2 separate regions of the Homo sapiens genome follow, and region 2 is linked to region 1. The links are chromatin loops, found by intact Hi-C in ENCODE. Cell type or tissue: GM12878. All regions are shown on one strand.

The links. Hi-C counts contacts between places; a loop is a spot of excess contacts. Peaks named below come from ENCODE experiments on the same cell type or tissue, not always from the same donor. Only the 100,000 strongest peaks of a DNase experiment are listed, where the experiment ranks them.
Region 2: a loop joins it to region 1, with 2.8 times the contacts of the local background. A loop is called at or near these places in 2 of 110 quality-filtered maps.

Annotation. Positions count from the first base shown.
Region 1 is chr1:65,810,738-65,813,237 of GRCh38, forward strand. The region is part of intron 1 of PDE4B (phosphodiesterase 4B); the gene reads left to right. Among named protein-coding and RNA genes, the nearest start is that of PDE4B, 19 kb to the left of the region's middle. RefSeq lists an enhancer at 1,435-1,664. In GM12878, no CTCF peak of the experiment used is centred here; a DNase peak (open chromatin) is centred at 1,504.
Region 2 is chr1:66,241,642-66,244,141 of GRCh38, forward strand. All of the region lies in intron 3 of PDE4B (phosphodiesterase 4B), which reads left to right. Among named protein-coding and RNA genes, the nearest start is that of PDE4B-AS1, 190 kb to the left of the region's middle. In GM12878, a CTCF peak has its summit at 1,215 (motif pointing left); a DNase peak (open chromatin) is centred at 1,209.

The DNA of each region.
Region 1 (2,500 bases):
TCTTAAAGGGTTATATTTTAAAATTATTATTAATATTTACAATTATTTTCTATTTAATTCTTTTCTTAAGTACATAAATGCCATAAGTGCTACCCCCTTTTCATGCAAATATAGTGAGTTAATGTGGAGGATCTACTACTAAATGCCTTTAGGATTCTGCTAAACGCTTCGAATACGTTAGGGTTTCTCAACCCCAGTGCAATTGATACTTTGGGCCAGATGATTCCCTGTTTGGGAGACAGCCTGTCTCGTGCATTGCAGGGTGTTTAACAGCATCCCTGGCCTCTACCAACTAGATGCAAACAACACTCTCTTTTCCCCCTACCCAGTTGTGACAACCAAAAATGCTTCAGACATTATCAAATATCTTTTGTCAGAGAGGAAATCACCTGAAGTTGAAAACTAATGGTCTACATTATCTCATCTTATCCTTAGAACACCCCATGAGGCTCATATCATTATGATCTCAGCTTTACACAATAAGAATAACTTGCTCAGGGTCATATGCTGAGAAATAGTATCTTCAGGGCTCAAATTGAAGGCTTACCTATGACTTTGGACTAATTTTTGTTGTATTTCATGGACTACGTCTTGTCTTCAAACTTAACTTGAGCATCCTCAAGGCTTGGCTATGTCAGATTCTCCTTTTTCTTTTGCCCCAAGGGCACCTAGAAAAGTACTTAATACCCAGCTGTGCTTTGACAGATGTTCATTAAGCAAATGACCCATTTTATGTGGGTCATATTTAAATAAGCATATTTTAAATAAAATAGAGCTGAGTGCAGTAATTAAGAATCAGACACATCACAGGTTTACATCTCATTCCTGCCATTTATTAGTTATAGGATCATGGAAAAATTTTTGACCTATTTGATTTCCTCATTTGTTTGTGACTAATAATCCCTCCTGTGGATAATGTGAGGAGTGAGTTAACATATAAAGTCATCTAGCATAGTACAAGACACAAGGTTACAAAGTTAAGTACATGATAGCTACTAGTAATACAAATAATATTAATATTAATGATAGTAAGGTGGCTTGGATTTTCTCTTTATATTATGACATAATTTACATATACTTTTATTTCAATAAATTTAGAAAAAAATTTCTTGTCTGCCTAAGACAACTTGAAAGCTGCTGTTTCATTAACGTTAAATAAAAATTACATGAAATATAAAATATACAGAAGGTAAATGAGGAAATTAGGGGGAAAAAGTAAAGCCAAACAAACAAACCAAAAAAAACCCCAGGACCATTAAAAGACAAAATTAACATATTGTAGTACTGAGGTTTCAGTGAGGAATTAAGCTTAGTTCCTTTCATTTCACTAAAGAAGTTTTAACCCTTGTGGTGGCTCAAGGGCTAGGGCTTCTTTTGGCTTTGAGAGCAGATGAATTGACTCATCCCTGACCTCAGCCCTCAGCCTTCTGCTGATTTGGCATCTCTAGCTTCCTTCCCCGAGGTCTGACCTTTTGCCTCATTTCCTCTGACTCAATTTTGGGTTCTGTTCTTGGCTTTCAGTTTCTGCTCTGAGAGTTCCTTTTCTAAATTTCTGGGTCCTCTTGTAGGTTAGTTACTCACTTGTTTCAGTTTCTCTGCTGGTCTCCTTCTTAGGGTATGGCCCTCCATGCTCTGCCACACCTGGGTTGCATCAGCTGCTCAAAGGCAGCATTTCTCACCTGCTGCTGCTCTCCCTGATCCAGGGCCAACTTGGACAAATCCCTTCCAAATGTAATTGGCCATAATCATGTAGGTTTTAACTATAGGTTGGTGGCATTAAATTTCCAAGACAGTAAAATGTCAGGGTGGAAATTCATTGTTTTTAGATACTGGAGGGACTTTCTGTGTTTTAAATGCCTCTCAATTATTTTTTTCATCCATTGGCACACTTTGGAATGTTAATATTTGTAGTAAATACTGAACTACATAGATAATGCTGTTTGTGGTTCTAGGAATTACATGCCTATCCTAGGGACTGAGGGGACGACTGTCTCAGCCTCCTATATGATATTATGTATAGAAATGCACTGGTTGAGAAGCTCTATTCTAAAGTCTCCATGAAAACACAAATAGATAGCACTGGGCAGGGGTTGGGAGAGAGTATAACACCTTAAACAATTATTCTCTAGCTTCTTTATTTCTATTTGCCTGTCAACTGCTTTCTAAGGGTCCTAGACAGCCCTGGAAAAGTTGCCCCAGGAATACAAAACCTTAAGAATGAAGATAAGGACACTAAAGTTTCTGTAGGGGCTGGAGAGGGAATACCTAAATCTATTCTAAGACATGTTGGGAGATACTAAAACTGGAACGAGATTGGGAACAGGCAGAGAGTTAGGAGGCTACCGAGGGAGTTCAGGAATGAGGTATTGAGGGTTTGGTTTATTAGCTGCTCACCTGTAGAGGAGTGAGTCACTTATTTAAATTCATACAGAAAATATGTAAGCATATATGGTGGGTTGGTTGTTAATACTTTGTCAAATGCATGCCACTTAACTAATCG
Region 2 (2,500 bases), 430 kb after region 1:
TTTCTGAGTACAACCGAGGAGAATATTTTCCAATAGAAATTTTAAGAAACACAGCATTTTTTCATGACTATGCCTACCCCCACAACACACACACTCTATACAGAAACATACACCTTATTATAGAAACATTTTCTGTAAGCAAAAACTCCTAGGACGGAGTTCCTGGGATACTGAAGGGAGAATGCGGAAAGAAGAACCTAGTGACTCCCTTTAAGAGCTCCACTGAGGTCATCACCTGCCAGAGGTTTTAATCCAAATGAAACTGGCTTTTTGTCAGATGCGAGAAAAAACTATAAGATCTTTGCATTCATTTAACAAATATTTGTTATGTGCCTTTTGGTGTGATACTCAGCTCTAGGCCCTGGGACTACAAAACTAAATGAAGGCTTCATTCCTGCTTCAAGGAGGTCACCATCTGGTGGAGTGAGAGAGATAAGTAAACACAAGAGTATAGTCTAGCATGGCCGGTTCTGGAATCAAGGAGTCTAAGGGGACATCTGAGGGGTCAGGGCACAGATTGTAAGGTGTAATGAAAAGAGGTCACACCTTAGCAGTTTTCAAATGAAGCTTCACATTTTTCAAATGAAGCTTCACATTTTGGATCCTCCATTTTCTCTTCTTTGAAATGAGGCAAAAAGAATTAGCCTGCCAGAGTTGTTATAATTCAATGATATAAAAGAGACTCAGTGAGTAATTTCTAAGAAAGAAAAGCAAAATTGAGACAGCAAGAGCTCTCTCCCAAAAGGCAGTGAACCATTCTGCGGACCTGTGGATTTGAATCTCTTTTGTGGAGTTTGCAGTCTTTCTAGCGGGTTATTTGTTAGAATAAGCCAAAGAGGTTCACCTAGAGAATGACTAAGTTGCGAAAGAAAAATCTCCTCTGGTTCAGAAATGAATTATTCCTAGGATGTTGCTTCATGAGTCTTTGTTACAGAAATTGGAGTTTGTGCAAGTAATTGGGGATCAGGAAACAACCACCCTGGGGACAATTGCAGGCAATTCTGCGACCACCTGGCTTAACTTGAATTCTAGGAAGTAGAGCTTCTCTTAGGTTAATCAAAGGTTTCATGGTACACCTTGTGGCTCTTTTCTTTATCCCTGATTTTTCCTCCCAGGCTTATGAATAAGGCTTCAGTTATGTTTCTCCCTCCAAAATTGCCAGCAGCCCCACCTGCTGGGCTTGGAGGCTGGGGCCTGCAGCCTAAGGACAGTGTGGCAGTCTGCTGCCATCTGCTGGCTCACGTGTCACCAGCTCAGGGCTGGCTTTGCAAGGATTCCCCAGGAATAGAAACCACCAGGAGAATAACTGTGGGCCAGAGAACGTTCCTGCTCATATTGAAAAATGAAGAGATGAGAAGATGGCAGACACAAGCTGGTATAAGAAGGCTTTTCTCCTCCTGCGAGTTTGTGTAAAGATGTGACCATCTCAAACAGCTAAGCCAGTGATATTTCTATGCAGATTTGTTTTGCTCAGGGAGAACATAGCAGTGCTTTCTAAAAAATGTATCTTATTTTATTTAGATCACTGTCTCACAAGGCCGAACAAATAAATTAATGACACATCTCTGTAGATTCATTTAAAGGAAACAGCAGAAACACAAGGCAGTGGGGTCTGAGGTGGGTATAGGGAAGCAGAAAGAGGGGAGGGATTGGAGAAACATTTCGCAGTAAGTTATAGTATATTTTAGTTGGTTCTGTCCACATTTTTTGAAGACCTACTGTTTACAAGGCTCTGACCCAGGTGCCTGGGATACAAGAATGAGTAATACTTAGTAATACTGAGTCCCTTCTGGCTTGGAGATAACAATGTATTGGGGAGCAGTAAATAAATAGAGAATTAAAACAGAATTGCAAGTACTGTGATAAAGTACTATGGTAAAGGAATCTAGGAGAGCACAGAGGAGGAGCATGTGTCAAAATCAAACTGGACTGCAGTGTCAGAGAGCGCATACTCTGGGAGATGGCATGAACTGAATTTTGAAGATACTAGCTCAATGGAGACTGTAATGGGAAAGACATTCCAGTTATGGGAAGCACCACTTCTCATACAGCCCATCACCCACCATCACTGCCTGGAAGAGCTGAGAACACTAGATACAATGCAAGAGAAGGCTGTTAAAACATTAGGTCTCAGATGAGCAATTGATTCAGTCCAGGGATATTGGCAGAGGCAGGGAGAAGAAGGCAGATCCAAGTGAGCAGGCAACATAAATAATCTTGAAGATCAGAGAGCAGGGCTTGGCAGGGTCTTTGGACCCAGGGAAAAGGCCACTTTCAATGCCGTGTATATATGGGCAACCCCTTCCAGGCAGGTATAAGTCACAATCAAATATTCAGAAACTTGTGAGTAACTTCCTGTCTTAATCTATCTGAAACTTCTGTGTGACCTCATTTAAATGTTGAAGTAGCTACAAGCTCAAAGTTATCAACTGCAACATTATTCAGAATTGCAAATATGAAGAGTGAAAGTAGAGAAAATGCTTGAGAAAATTGTGATACA